Linked DNA regions of Mus musculus: region 2 is linked to region 1. A link is a loop called in an ENCODE intact Hi-C map of the cell type or tissue named here. Cell type or tissue: gastrocnemius. All regions are shown on one strand.

What was found. Hi-C counts contacts between places; a loop is a spot of excess contacts. Peaks named below come from ENCODE experiments on the same cell type or tissue, not always from the same donor. Only the 100,000 strongest peaks of a DNase experiment are listed, where the experiment ranks them.
Region 2: it touches region 1 in a loop (5-fold over the local background); 13 of 42 quality-filtered maps call a loop at or near these places.

Annotation. Positions count from the first base shown.
Region 1 is chr3:65,926,169-65,934,168 of GRCm38, forward strand. Gm35039 (a long non-coding RNA gene) reads right to left here and starts at 2,110. Exons shown (of 2, transcript XR_375721.3): 1 at 1,443-2,110; 2 at 1-394. In gastrocnemius, CTCF peaks have their summits at 3,523 (motif pointing left) and 4,303 (motif pointing left); DNase peaks (open chromatin) are centred at 1,741, 3,472, 3,684, 4,031 and 3 more places; H3K4me3 peaks cover 2,319 bases; H3K27ac peaks cover 3,733 bases.
Region 2 is chr3:64,970,504-64,978,503 of GRCm38, forward strand. It overlaps a transcript of Kcnab1 not described here. Among named protein-coding and RNA genes, the nearest start is that of Gm25222, 80 kb to the left of the region's middle. In gastrocnemius, no CTCF peak of the experiment used is centred here; no DNase peak of the experiment used is centred here; H3K4me3 peaks cover 462 bases; H3K27ac peaks cover 1,358 bases.

The sequences.
Region 1 (8,000 bases):
AGAGGTGGGCAGGAGTGAGCCCTGGTGCTGAAGAGCAGGGCACCATGGGAAGTTTTCTCCATAAGAAAGAGATGGGGTTACCGATCCTCTGAGAGTGTTGGCATGCCGTCTGAAGTCAGACAGAGACATTGAAAGTGAGGAGAAGGTGAGCCCTCCGGTGCTGGGTAAGGCTGAGGTGACTTACTATAGACCACGGAGAGCTCTTTTCAAGAAAGAGATTCCATCCAGAGAGACTAGCTGCTGGAGGAAAGTGACCCTAACAGGACGTTGGGCTCTGATGGAGCACGCTGTGAGAGGATTGTGCAGTGGCTAATCTTGGTTTGGCACCTTGATGGGATTAAGATGGAAAGATGTTCCCTGCATGGGGGTGGCACCATCTCATGGGAATCCATTCCTGGAATGAGTGAAGAGGAGAAACTGTGTGTTCCAGCCCCCTTCTAACTCTGCTTTCTTACAATGAATAGAATGTGACCAGACCAGTCGCCTCACCCTTCCCAGCTGAGAAGTGAGCCTCTAGTTCATTTTGAGACAGGGTCTCTCTGTATCGTGCTGGGTGGGCTGGAACCCACTATGTAGACCAAGCTGACCTTGAACTCACAGAGTTCCCCTGCCTCTGCTTCTCAAGTGAAGGTGCATGTGGCACCACGGCCATTAATTGATTTCCCCCCTCAGCACGATGGATTATCCCCTCAAACTGTAAGCCAAATAAACCCTCTCCCCAAACTGCTTTATGTAGAGTATTTTGTCATAGAGTTGAAAAAGTAACTAGCAAACGAGCCATTATCAAAACAAACTAACAGAAAAAAAAACGTATGAAAGTTCCCATGCCACCCCACACAGAACGGGGCTTGGATATTCACATTTGGGAGCCTCAGGAAAAGGCAGGCGGGCTGCTGCTTTCCAAAAGGCAGAGGAGGAGGCTGACCACTCAGGTGGGAAGCTCAGGCAGACTGACTCTCCGAGCCAGGTGATGAGCTGTCTATCCTTTTCTGCTTAGTCAGAGCCCATAGAGAGGGCCCAGCAGAAAGAAGTCCTTCAGTGACTCCCAGACAGCATGGCATAAAATGGCGACTGAGTCACAGCTGCCTGGGGTCGTGGCCAGACCTTCCCAGGCCCTGCATGGTGATTCTCTCTGATCCTCTTGGAGCAGTGAGGCTTAGGGAGCTGTCACAGAATGCTAGGAACAAAAGGAACCTCAGACATGGTGTCTCCGACATTCTGCCAACCTTCTCCAATATATGACCTCACTGGCAGTTGGGTTTTTTTTCCCAGCTACTGTGATAAATCACAATGTTGGGAGGCTACAGCAGTTCTGCTCATGTTCAGAGCTAACGTTTCCTTTCTGCCTTCGACCTCACAGGCCCTGGAAAGGTGCTCCAGTTCCCACAGAGCCCTTCCAGCTCCTTCCATCTCCGTTTTTCTGGGTAGCGTTCTTGGCTTACCAGCGAGAGCTCTAGGTTATTAAGCAGGAACACGGCGCTTCCTGTTTCTGCCCTCCAGCGTTGTTCAGCATGGTGGCTCTCCCTGGGATTTGACAAACCCCTCCCAGGTTCTTTCCAGTGCCAGTGCGAGGAGTCCAAGATCATCTCCAAGTCCCCCTTGAATTCTGGATGCTGCCGCCCTCTGAGGCCTCACTTAGAAGCTGACTCAGCTGCAGGAGGCTGGGCTAGTGCCTGACTGCCTGCCCTCCCAGGAAGGTGCTGAGCCCACAGCCTGAGGAATGCCCAGGCCGTCTGCCAAGAGTTCCTTCCTTTTTCATGATCCAGTTCCTTCGTTCCTCATCTCCCAGTCTTGAACTACACTCAACAGTCCCCTGCGGGCAGCGGTGGCAGTGTGGAGGTGGCAGGGAACTGAACTGTGTCTCCAGCCCAGTATCCCTGGGACAGTTCCTCCCCAGCGGGACCTGCCTGGTTAGATCAGCCCTAGGTCATCCTGCTTGACCCTGAGCAGAGGTAGTGTCCATTGGTGACAGTCACCTCTGACCCATGAGGATGATTGACAGTGTTTAAGATGCCATCGACCTCAATTTTCTAGGCCTCTAGCTGAAGGCTCTCCACCTGCCTCAGGCCTGGCTCTATTTTTGCCACCAACTCCTTCCTCCCAGAACTTTTTTGGCTCCTTCTTAAAAAAAAAAAGAAAGAAATGGGTCTGGAGAGATAGTTCATTGGTTAAGAGCGCTTGTTGCTCTTGCAGAAGACCCAGGTTTGATTCCCAGCACCCACATGGGTGGCTCACAGCCATCTGTAACTCCAGTTTCAGGGGTCCCGGCATCTTTTGGCCTCCAGGGCACTACATATATGTGGTACACCGTCATACATGCACACAAACCACATGCACACATTTTTTTTTAATTAAAAAAATTAAAACAAACTAGACAAGGTTGCGTCTTGCTGTATCTACTTCAGAATTAGTTGACATTTTATGCTTCCCCCTAAGGAAACAAACAATACTGCTCTTATTTTTTCCTTGTAGATTTAACATCCCCTTCACTTTCTCAGAATGAAATTGAGCGCCAGTTATCTGTACAGTAAGAAAGCTCCTCATAGTGTGCAGAGTCCAGCAAGGACTTTGCCCTTCTTCCTGGTTTTCCTCTCTCCTGGGTGTGTGTGCCCCTGAGAGAAGGGTAGGGGGAGAATGACACTCAGGAGAGGGAAAGTGGGGGCAGGAGGCACACACACACACACACACAGTGCCGACCTATTGTTCCTGAGGTGCTGGCTACACTCATTGGGGCAGCACCCTGGATATTCCTCCCAGGGGGCCAGAAAACTGCTTCCCCAAGATCAGATCATTTAGTGCCTGTGTTTTGTCTTCTGGCCTTTTCTTCTTCAATAATAGCCTTTCCTGATTATTCAGTCTGTGCACCGTGTATTCCTCCCTGTTCCCTTAGCAAAGAGAATTGCCCTTTGTGCTCAGCTCCTGGGGGAGGGAACTGAGTGAATCTCCCACCTGCTCAGGGTCAAAGAAAGCTTGGCCCCAGGGAGGCAGGGTGAGGGGTCTGAGTCTAGAATACAATCTCCTCTGGTGAAGTGTAAAAGACAGAGCTAAGCTGTGGGGCCCTTGAAGCTACAGCTTGCGGGGAGGGGGGGGGGCATGGAAGGACTGAACTAGGCGACCATTGCAAAAACTACCGCTGTCCTCCTGGTTTCTGCCCTCATCTATTTTACAGTACCTGGTTTATCCAAGGCTCTGAGAGATGAGTTTCCCAGGAGGAGCCAGGATCCCGGTGGGCTCCGCCTCTGCCACTCTGTGACCTCATATGACACTGACCCTCCCAGGGTAAGCCTCCCTCCCCTGGCCCCCGGGGTGGGGTAAGAACTCCTGCCCCACCCTCCAGTTTCCTGGGCCTGATGTGAGAAGCAAACCCAACAGAGTGAGGAAACGTTGTGTGAAGCCAAAGCTCTTTGTGAGTCAGAGGTGGAGTCTCCTGTCTTTCCCCATAGTTTACCAGCCACCTCCCCCACACACACCCAACTACCCACAAGCATCTGGTGACCGCGTGCTGTCCCCTAGTGGCCAAACTGCACCCAATTCATTTCAGTGAAAGTCATACGAAAAAGTAAATTCGTTGTGAAAAAGAATAACAAATAAAAAACGACAGAAACGAGCCCAAGATGCAGTCAAAAAGCTCAGAAGATCACCAGGTGATCTTAAACCTAAGACTGAAGACTAGGAGAGCTCGCCCTTCCTGGCCAGCTCCCAGCTGCTGCCCTCTAGGCTAAGCCTGGGGGAAGCCTTCAGACACCAGGCAGGGGCCTTCCCCAGTACGGTCCACACTTCCCCAAGACAAGATCAAGAAACGGGGGAGAAATGAAAGTTAGTGGCTGCTCTTCCTCAGCTCTTTCAAAGTCCCCCAAGAATACAAAACACTTGGCGTGTATCCTTTTCTCTGTTGATATTGAGACATCAGTTGTCTGGAGAGGCGCTCCAGTAGATCAGAACTAAATGAGCCATGTGTTCTGGGCGCTCTGAGAGAGCTTCCTCGGATGTGATCTCGCTGGCTGCTCACAGCCTCGAGGTAGGACTGCCTCGTGTGAACCTGGGCGGTCACATGCATGCTGGGGAGGGAAGAACCTTCTTCCCTATGCTCCTTCGCTTGCTCCGTGTGCTGTGCTGGGATGAGAAGAGGCTGCAGGGTGGAGAGGAAAACGTACCACAAAACAACGACAATAACAACAACAACAACCAAAACCAAAAAACAAACAAACAAACAAAAAACCACACAACAAAACAAAACACAAACAACAAAACCCACAGCCTTTTCCTTCATACCTGTGCAATAATCTTGTCAACAGTCGCCCTCTAGTGTCGGTGAATGTAACTGACCTGCTCACGTGCTTTCCCTTCTCTGCAATAGATTTACAGTGAATCAAGCGCTTCTCCTCTCACCTCCTCTTCCCTCTGCTCCCCCCCCCTTTCCCGTTCCTTCCTCTCCCCCCTCATTCTCTCCCCCACCCAGTTTTTTTTTTTTCCTGTTGGTGATGGTGGTAGGGTGGTGGTGGTGGTGTTTTTTAAGTACGGAGGGAAGTAAGGTCTCATTATATAGTTCACATGGGCTTTGAATTTGCCTCAGCCTCGAGAGGGCTACGACCACAAGAGTGCACCACCCTGCCTGGAACAGTCATGCAACCGATTCCCAGCTTTAAAACTCTATTTCCGGCCTAATGACTACAACAGGCTCTACATCTCCTGTCCTGAGCAGATGGCATAATGGGCTTCAGATGCCCACAACAGATCAGGGAGGATCTTGTCAACTTGGTGCCAAGTAGTGCATGGCTTTCATAATACCGGCAAGCAGCGCACAGGACAGGCACAGAGGCCCCAGGGACTCACAAAACCACGAACAAGCCATTGTATCACCTGTTCCAGGCCTGGGTTCCTGAGGACTCCTGTTCAACCCTCTGATGTTATTGAAAAAAAAAATTAATCTCAATCAGGGGCCTTTGATTATTCAATTCCCAGGTAGAAGACACACATGAACTTTAATTTATAATAAGCCTTTATCAGCACTAAAGCTGGGCAGATATCTACCCTCAATGCTATTAGAATCTACTTTCCTATCGATAACCCCTGGTTCTTACTTTGTTCCATCTGGGTTTCTCTTAACTCCGATTGCATAGCCCCCACGGCCATGATTTTAAGATCCTTACCCCATAGCATCTTCTCTCCACCTTCCTATCTCCCTCATGGTTCTCCTCCAACCTCAAGCCTGGGACCCCCTAAGCCCTGCCTATCTCAGTTCTGCCCAGCCATAGGCTGTAGGCATCTTTATTCACCAATCAGGAATTACTTGGGGGGCAAGGTCACATAGCACCAGGTGGGACTATGTGCACACTCTCTCATCTCTGGGGGCAATCAGGCCTTGGGGGCTGCCCAATATTTAGCTTTACAATACAAAGCAGCAGCAGTCCAACTGACTGAACTCTACATCACAGCACATCATTATCCACAAAGTTCACTGTACGCTCAAGAAACTAATTGCCAGATGAAGTCAGTTCAGCATCATCCCGGAGCACATGTGGACCATGGGCTGCATGGACTGACTGTACACCCTTGCATGTGAGTCATGACAGTTCCTGTAAACACACAGAAAGCCTTCTTCCCGCTCTTGCCTCTCAGAGAGGCATCTAGTGAGGTCATGGCTGGGTCCTTGCTCAGTCTTCTCAGGCTGTGAAAACACGTTTCACAAACATCTGTGCGCCGTTTCAGATCCCTCAGGAAAACCTTGCAAGGTAGGACGGTTTGTCCTGCTCTAGGTATTAGTTAGGACATCGAGTTCAGAAAGGTTAAGAGTCTTGCACAAGATCACAAGGTTGATGAGGAAAGGGCCGATTCATATGAGCTCCAGAAAAAAGGTCCTCCTTGGTAATGACAGCGTTTCTGACCAAGGACAATTGTGGACACTTTGAGGTGGAGTATGACCCTGATAGTGTCTTAGGTGAGACATGTCACAGATTAGATTTGCAAATCAAGCCATCAGGTAATTTAGCTATGCATAGGTGTGACTGGAGACAGAATGCTCATCGTTCCAATTTCATCCCTATGTCAGCCCTATGGCTGAATCTGTCTGTCTGCCACAAACAGATGTGTGAGCAGATGTGGCCTAGCTTACCACGTAAGAATGCAGAAACCCCAGGCTTAGGGACTAGGTGGTTTAAATTCCACTTCTGCTGGGCTAGAGAGGTGGGTGGCTCAGCAGTTAAGAGCACTAGCGTCTCTTCATGAAGACAGAGCTCTTCCGGAGGACCAGGTTTGATTCCCAGCACCTACATGGTGACACACAGCCTTCACTATCTCTACTTCCATAGTATCTGGAGCCCTTTCCTGGCCTCCTCAGGAATTGCAATGCATGTTGTGCACGGACATACATACTGGCAAAACACCCATACACATAAAGTATTTAAAAATGAGGCAAAAAAAAAAAAAAGCCTACTTGTGCTATATCTTAAGGGTAGGGGGAAGGTACATATATTGTAGGACAGGGATGGCAAATGAGGAGAAGTCGAGAGGATGAGTCCAGGACAGCCAGGTCATGTTATGCAGAGCAATCCTGTCTCGAAAGACAAAAACAAACACATGGCTTTTAAGGCCCTGACCATGAGTAAAACATAACCATTCCTAGGAGGTGATGGCTCTTCACATGGCTTAAAGAGACAGTGGGGGCAGGGGGAGCCCTTGCTCTGAAGCAAAAGTTTGTCTGTACACAGGGTCTTAGCTAAGCCACTCATAGACTAGCCAGTGAGGAAATAATGTAACTCTATGTAGTACTAGTCTCTGCACTTTTATAATGTAACTATGTAGTACTAGTCTCTGCACTTTTATAATGTAACTATTTAGTACTAGTCCATGCACTTTTATAATGTAACTATGTAGTACTAGTCTATGCACTTTTATAATGTAACCATGTAATACTAGTCTATGCACTTTTATAATGTAACTATGTAGTACTAGTCTATGCACTTTTATAATGTAACCATGTAATACTAGTCTATGCACTTTTATAATGTAACTATGTAGTACTAATCTCTGCACTTTTATAATGTAACTATGTAGTACTAGTCTACAAACTTTTACAATGTATCTCTATGTAGTACTCGGCTACACACTTTCAGATGTCTGATCTCACATAATGTTTGCAGTAGCCCAGTTTCCATGTTGGCAGTGGTCACACCCAGTTACAGTAGTAGTTCCACTTAACACAGAAATCTAGTAGAAGTGTTCTCTCCTCCTTTTTCTCCTCCTCCCCCTTTCTGGCTGTTAGATGATCTTTTACTGAAATAATGTCTTTTGTATTTTGTGAACTAGCTGGTTGTTCTGCTGTTAATGTCATCTATAATGTTATGAGGGTGGCAGCCACTGCTGACACTATAGCATAAGGACTGTGCTGGACCAAGGATTTCTTAAATAGTTCAAGCAAGTTCTCTAGCTAAGGACCAATCAGTGCCGCACATGTCCAACAATCTCTTCAAAAGCGGCATTTCCACTGGGTTTAGTCATTTTCTGTTTGTTTCTGTCTCCTGGTGGTTCCTTGGGGTCATTGAGATGAGAAAGGAGGCAAAAGATACCATTGAGTCAGGGTCTGTCTGTCCTGACGATCCTCACTCTGGGTCAGACCTGAATGATCAGCTGCACTGTAATTCTCAGGTCATTCCACTTATCAACTATCTTAGTAATGTTATCACCAACCTTTCGTGGAGACAGACCCAGGGCCTGACCTTGGGAGCCAGAGCAATGCGGTGCCAACCCTGCCAGCGAAGCATTGCCAAGACATGGCTTGGGTCCAGCTGAGGTTGGAATAACAGAGATGACTGATGTCTGGTGATCCCTAATTCAAGACAATTGAAGAAAGTCACACCTTGACACCACCTCATCTTGTCTCAGCAGTGCCCTGTTCTTGACATCAACATAATTCTGGCACTTAAGAACTTCCTTCTAGGTCTAAGAGTGGGATTAACTTTGATCTAATGTTCAGAACTTCTGGTACAAAGCAAGGACTCATG
Region 2 (8,000 bases), 960 kb before region 1:
GCTATTATAAATAAGGCTGCTATGAACATAGTGGAGCATGTGTCCTTCTTACCTGTTGGGGCATCTTCTGGATATATGCCCAGGAGAGGTATTGCTGGATCCTCCGGTAGTACTATGTCCAATTTTCTGAGGAACCGCCAGACTGATTTCCAGAGTGGTTGTACAAGCCTGCACTCCCACCAACAATGGAGGAGTGTTCCTCTTTCTCCATATCCTCGCCAGCATCTGCTGTCACCTGAATTTTTGATCTTAGCCATTCTGACTGGTGTGAGGTGGAATCTCAGGGTTGTTTTGATTTGCATTTCCCTGATGATTAAGGATGTTGAACATTTTTTCAAGTGCTTCTCTGCCATTCGGTATTCCTCAGGTGAGAATTCTTTGTTCAGTTCTGAGCCCCATTTTTTAATGGGGTTATTTGATTTTCTGAAGTCCACCTTCTTGAGTTCTTTATATATGTTGGATATTAGTCCCCTATCTGATTTAGGATAGGTAAAGATCCTTTCCCAATCTGTTGGTGGTCTTTTTGTCTTATTGACAGTGTCTTTTGCCTTGCAGAAACTTTTGGAGTTTCATTAGGTCCCATTTGTCAATTCTCGATCTTACAGCACAAGCCATTGCTGTTCTGTTCAGGAATTTTTCCCCTGTGCCCATATCTTCAAGGCTTTTCCCCACTTTCTCCTCTATAAGTTTCAGTGTCTCTGGTTTTATGTGAAGATCCTTGATCCACTTAGATTTGACCTTAGTACAAGGAGATAAGTATGGATCGATTCGCATTCTTCTACACGATAACAACCAGTTGTGCCAGCACCAATTGTTGAAAATGCTGTCTTTCTTCCACTGGATGGTTTTAGCTCCCTTGTCGAAGATCAAGTGACCATAGGTGTGTGGGTTCATTTCTAGGTCTTCAATTCTATTCCATTGGTCTACTTGTCTGTCTCTATACCAGTACCATGCAGTTTTTATCACAATTGCTCTGTAGTAAAGCTTTAGGTCTGGCATGGTGATTCCGCCAGAAGTTCTTTTATCCTTGAGAAGACTTTTTGCTATCCTAGGTTTTTTGTTATTCCAGACAAATTTGCAAATTGCTCCTTCCAATTCGTTGAAGAATTGAGTTGGAATTTTGATGGGGATTGCATTGAATCTGTAGATTGCTTTTGGCAAGATAGCCATTTTTACAATGTTGATCCTGCCAATCCATGAGCATGGGAGATCTTTCCATCTTCTGAGATCTTCCTTAATTTCTTTCTTCAGAGATTTGAAGTTTTTATCATACAGATCTTTCACTTCCTTAGTTAGAGTCACACCAAGATATTTTATATTATTTGTGACTATTGAGAAGGGTGTTGTTTCCCTAATTTCTTTCTCAGCCTGTTTATTCTTTGTATAGAGAAAGGCCATTGACTTGTTTGAGTTTATTTTATATCCAGCTACTTCACCGAAGCTGTTTATCAGGTTTAGGAGTTCTCTGGTAGAATTTTTAGGGTCACTTATATATACTATCATATCATCTGCAAAAAGTGATATTTTGACTTCCTCTTTTCCAATTTGTATCCCCTTGATCTCCTTTTGTTGTCGAATTGCTCTGGCTAATACTTCAAGTACTATGTTGAAAAGGTAGGGAGAAAGTGGGCAGCCTTGTCGTTAGATGATTTTTATTTTAACTTTTTTGTTTGGTTGTTTTTTTGTTTTTCGAGACAGGGTTTCTCTCTGTGTAGCCCTGGCTATCCTGGAACTCGCTTTGTAGACCAGGCTGGCCTCGAACTCAGAAATCTGCCTGCCTCTGCCTCCCAAGTGCTGGGATTAACGGCATGTGCCACCACGCTCAGCTAATATATTACCTTTTTAAAAAGATGAAATGTACCTTAAGGTTGTTCAACTGTATAGAATGTGCCTTGGGAATGAGTAGAAGCATTTGGTTCTTGAGCTTTGGATTTTGGATTCTGCCCTCTCCCCGCCCCCATTCCTCTGTGGTCTCTTGTTGATGTTGACTTTTCTCACAGATTTCAGAATGCCTGGTCGTAGTGGCTCTTTTCATCTAATATTCTAACTTTACTTGATTGAGGAATAGGAAACAAAGAAGTCAGCCATGCTTAAATTATGTTAAAGAAAGACCATTAGGCCAGGGATGGTGTCACGAGCCTTTAATCCCAGAACTGGGGAAGCAGAGGCAGGTGGATGTCTGAGTTACTAACTCAGTCCTTCCTCTCTTTGTAGTAACATGAATCTGTCTGGAAGAGTGACAGGCCCTTAAGTCACCTCAGATTGACGTTTATTTGGAGGATCCCTTCTGAGATTTTAGAGAAGCCAAACATTTAGAACTCACTTTTCCAAAATGTTGATGGGAGGCCACTTTTATTTTGATTTTGTAAATGCCTCACCCAACAGAGGATTCCATCAGAAGTTGGCAAAGGGAATTACCCATTTCTCATTCATAGTAGACCTGGGGATTTTCCGCTGGTTTATGCACTATTGCCTTGGAACACTATTATGTTCAGTAGCTGAGCATTTATAATTATGATATGGCGAAAGGACATTTCAAGAGTCAGCCTGTAAACTGGGGTCATAGCTTAGTTAATAAAGTGTGTGTTGCCCAAGCATTGAGGTCTGCCTGTATCCTAGCGCCAGGGAGGTGGAGACAGGAGCAAGAGCCCTAGGATTTGCTGACCAGCCAACCAATCAGAATCAGTGAGCTTCTACTTCAGTGAGGAAAATGTTCTCAAAAAATAACACAGGGAGAGAGAGAGAAGAGAGAGAAAGCCTTATGTATTTAGATATTTAAATACATAAACTGATTTAGCTTATTCAGACACCTGGAATTAGGTCTTTGGTGACATTTCTTGCTGTGGATATCTGATCTCCCCTTTGTTGAGTGTAGTTGTTTGGATCATTGTTTGCTGTTACCCCAATTTGTCAGGTTGTGAACCAGGTGACAAGTGCTTGGTGTTTAGTCTTGGGGCTACTAAATGTTACTTTCTGAATGGGGTGTCAGAGTCGTCTCAGACTGGCTAGGAATAACTTCACCTTATGAACCTAAGAATAAATCTTCCATAGGCTTAGTAGATGCTCTCTGATAATATTCAGGCATGTGTAGAGGCCTCTCTGCTGGGCTTTACAGGCAACTCTGGAGTCACAGATTACCCTCAAGGTGTGAGTGTCAGATGGAGTGACTGACAGGCAGGTAGAAGGGAGGATGAGTCCAGGCAACTTACTGGAAGTTCTGCTTTGATCAATGTTAGCACAGGGATGAAGCAAAAAAGAGGCACAAACTCCCTGTTCTAGAAACTACCTCTTTCTCCATTTTATCTCAGAGTCTTCTCTGAGGGAGACTTCCACTGACTCTAATGTTCCCGCTCTGGGAGGAACCACATTCAAAGCCCCAAAGTTGAATGTGAACAGTACTCTCCATTATGTGATAGAAGCAGAGAGGCGACATCACTTGGGAATCCCAATTTCTCTGAAATTTCATTCTACCATGTGGTTTCTTTCTTGGTCTTTCAAGACTTTGTGATCTTTTATTTCTCCCTGGAATCCAAAGCTTTGGCTTCTAAGACAAGAAGGGCTAGACTAGGTAGAGCTCACAATTAAGCTGATCAAACCATTATTAACTATGAGATACTGAAAGTGTCAAAGCATGTGTGCTATAATGGACATTACACGCTTGTGTCAGATACTAGTCTCCCCTCAAAGTGCTGACCTACTAGACAGGGTGAAAATGGGCACATGCAGAAAGAGGTTCCTAACACTCTCAAATGGCACTTCGGAACTCTGAGCTTCCCAAAGTAGTACAAGTACTACTGGTGGGCAAAGGGTTAGCAAGATGTGGAGTAGCAGGCACTTTTGAGTCATATCATAAACAACATATTCCTATTTCTTTCCATTTTTTTCAGCACTTCTGATTGCCTGCACAAAAAGTAAAGGGAAGAAAAGTGCCAGATTCGCACTGAACCATCTCAAAATTATCTTTGTAGTGCCTTTTAATTTCCTTTTTAAAAAGAAGAAGTTTAAACTCTAGTTCAGTGTCTTTGGAGACCATCAGTGTTCACTTGAAAATTAATAAAATTCCTTATTTTGGTTATATGTTGCAAGGATAAGCTTTCCTTACTAAATACCTTACTATAGGCTACTATAACCAGTCAGCAGAACTGAAAGCCTCTGATGCTAACTGTTGTCAGCTATGCCTGCCTTGGCATAGAGAACTTTTCCAATAGAAACGTAGACAAAAGAGAATCTTGGTGCCTGACAGCTATAGAGGAAAGTAAAGAGTGGGGGAAAGTAAGACAAAGCTGGAGGGAACTTCATTAGAGGCACTGGAAATGCTCCTAATGATAGAGAGTTTGGTATGTATAGTATTTCTTCAGAAAGAACAGAGATCATGATGTGCAGAAGCCGGGGGCCCAGGGGGCGTGTGTGTGTGTGTGTGTGTGTGTGTGCGTGTGTGTGTGTGTATGTATGCAGTTTTCCTCAAGTGGAACCAGCAAGCCTGATAGAACAGTCTGCAGCATGAGGCTGTGGGCCTGGAATAGGTTCCTGGAAGTAGAAGCAAAAGGAGAAGAAACCAAATGGCCTCCTTTAAGCGAGAGAGGCAGCCTGAAGATCTTTAGTATTAACAGAGACAGCACTGAAGAGTCAGTTGCTCAGGACACTGAAAGAGCATCACATCTGATCTTGCACAGAGCTCACACTGGGAACAGTGACAGATTCAAGCCAGGCTAGAGAGAGTTCTTCAGCGCTATTATTTCTGCAATAAAGCCTAAGTGCAGACATTGGAATCTTGTGAAAAACACCATGTCCGGCAAAGGTCATCACCAAATGTATTAGGGTTTCTATTGCTGCTACAAAATACAAAATATCTAAAAAAGCAAGTTGGGGCAGAAATAGTTTATTTGATGTAAACTTCTGTATTCCTGTTCATGATGAAAGGTCAGGACAGTAACTTAAACAGGGCAGGAACCTGGAGTTCGAAGCTGATGCAGAGTCCATGAAGGGGTGTTACTTACTGACTTGTGCCATGACTTGCTCTGCCTGCTTTTTTATGGAACCCAGGACCACCAGACACGAGTTGTCACCACCCACAATGAGCTGGGACCTCCCCAGTTAATCATGAGTTGAGAAAATGCCATAAAGGCTTGCATGAAGCCAGATCTTATGGAGGCATTTTCTTAATTGATGTTCCTTCTTCTCAAATAACTCCAGCTGTGTCAAGTTGACATAAAATGATCCAGCATACCAAACTCAACCAAAAACACGCCCTTAAGCTGAACTCTATGTTCCTAGTAGAAATCAACAACTCTATTTCCCGTATTTAAGGATGCAATATCCAACTTGAGTTAAAAGCATGGTTTGCCAGGAAGTTCAGAGCAAAGGGAAGGACTGACTGAATTCTTTCCTGCCTGGGACTATTATTTACAGTATCTGAGAATTGGAAGCCTTTGAGATACCTGACTTTTAGGGAGATGTTTATAGTGTAGGTCCCTAGCCCCAGAAAAGCAGAATAAAGGGTGCTGGATACCATGGGAGGTACACAAAGCTAAGGGAAGAAGTCAAAAGCATATAATTGATTCTTGTTTAGTGTGGTGTTCTGTGACATGGCACGGTGTAGTGTGACATGGTGTGGATATAACACGGCTTAGCATTTGCCACAGTCTGAATGCAGAGATCAGAGAGCAGTTTGTGGAATTGGTTCTCTCCTTCCCCTTTGTGGGTTCTGGAGACTCAAAAGTCAGGTCATTAGGCTCACAAACTTGTCCCTGCTGCTGCATCACCATGCAGGCTCAGATCAATTATTTTTCATACTGTGGCGATCAACTTTGAGTGATCTTCTTTCATTCAGTTGTGATTTGGGTGACAAATCTAAGAATTCTTCATGCAATTAAAGATTTCCTTCTGTTGGACCAGAAAGATGGTGCTTGCTGCCAAAACCCAAGAGCTGAGTTTGACACCTACAACAAACAAGATGGGAAGAGCTGACTCTTGCAAGATGTCCTTACACCTGTGCTTGCATGCACACACACACATATAAAGGAACAGTAAATAAAGACATGTAAAAAATTCTTTTCTCCTGTTTTTATAGTTTCAAATGTACTTCTGGGTCATGATTCATTTTGAGTTAATGCTTATACAAACATAAAACTTAATCCTGATATTCACTTATCTTTGCTTTAAAAGTTATTATGTGTGTGTATCTGTGTGGGCATGTGTACATGAGTGCATGAGCCTCTAGCATCCAAAGGTAGACATCAGATTCCCTGAAGCTGGGATTTCAGGTGGTTGTGAACCTCTCAATGTGATACTGGGAACCAAACCTTGGTCCCTGTAAGAGCAGTAAGCTCTTATACTGCTGAGCCATCTCTCCAGCCCAGATTTATGTATCTTCTTTTTTTTGTTTTGTTATTTTGCTATCCTTATAAATATCCAGTTGCTATGTCTATTGAAATCTCTATCATTCCTTCTAGCCTTTAAAAAAAAATCCTTGTCCATATTTGTATGAGCCTTCTGTTTCTTATCTACACTTCATTGATTTTTTTTATCATTTGACAGAAACAACTAAAAAAAAAAGAAAAAGTTAATGGACATTTTACCTAAATGACTCCTGCCATAGCAGTTTATTAGTTTATGAAGAATTTGATGTTTTACAGAGGAATACTGATGCATTAATGAATCATTCCCAAGGCTTTATGGTAACAGATCTGGCTGGTGTCCTACCATAATATTTTTTCAACCTAAATAGAAAGACATGGGAAAACAAGCCCATTTTTTTCCCCTAGAGCCAATACATAGTTGTCTTACGTTTGACTCTGAGACTTTTAAAGAGAAGAGAAAGGCTGTTGGCTCCCATCAGGCTCTTTTCTGCCCAAGCCTTGGCAGAGACACACAACCAACAACCCTTCTGGGGGCCATGGGAGTCTGCTCAGATTAAAATAATAAAACAGGAGACCTAAAGAAAGCAAGCTGGTTCTTTTTAGGGACCAACCAAATCAAGATAGCCTGAGTTAGCCTCAGCCAGATTTAAAGCTAAGAGCTGTGAACTTTTTGTCTCTGAAGGCTTTTGAACCATGCATCTTTATAAACCTGCCTGTGCAGACATGCCCAGTCCAAAGCTGGGTCTGCCCAAATCCAGTGAATCAGCCCTAAAATGCCGGCGGCACTTAGCACTGACCAAGACTCAGCCTCAGGGAGCCTGCTGGCCTGTTAGACCAAGTGGAACTACAGAATGGAAATGCCTGGAGAAGTTTCTACGCGTCCATGGAGTTTCATTGAAGGAAACCACCAAGGCAAAGACAGGCATGGCATACAGGTACTGTTGATTGCAATAGAACCCAACCAGAAACTGTACTGAGTTCAAAGCTCATTGCTGTTAAAGAATAAAGATTGAAATAGCAAGGCAGATGCTAGGAGGAAGAGAAGAACAAATGCAATGAGACTTTTTCTTGAGTTCTTTTGTTTGCTTGGGTTTACTTTGAATTATATCTCTCTCCGCTCAAAGGGTTTCACAAAGAGAGAGTCAAGCACACCTGTTGAAGGTCTTGTGATCACCTGTGGAAGGAAGTCTATGTGCTCCTAGAAGAAATAGTTTTGGCTCTGAGGAATTAGGTGATTGAGCATCTTGAAATGAGGAATGTGGACTCCGCTCTTCTTAAAGCTGAGCAGAGTGTTTTCCAATGTCTGTCCAGGCTTCCACTGTTATTTTCATTTAAGCCTAAATCATGTGGGCTGTGCTAACGGTTAACAAACTAGTTCAAGTTCTCCTTGAAAGGACAGTGCTTTTTACCAACACAGTCTAAGATAAATCTCCTATTCTGCACTGGCCATTCAATTTGTGAATAAAAGAGAGAGGTTATTTTTCTCTCTTGGTATGAAGTAGAGTGGGTATTTATCAATTGCTCCAAGAAGGTGTCATTTGTTTTTTAAGTAATTTGTTCAGGCCTTCTGTAAGTCAGCCAGCGGCTGCTGAGCCTGTACACAAGGCATTCCTCCTCCAGAGACTGGAGACTGATTAGAAC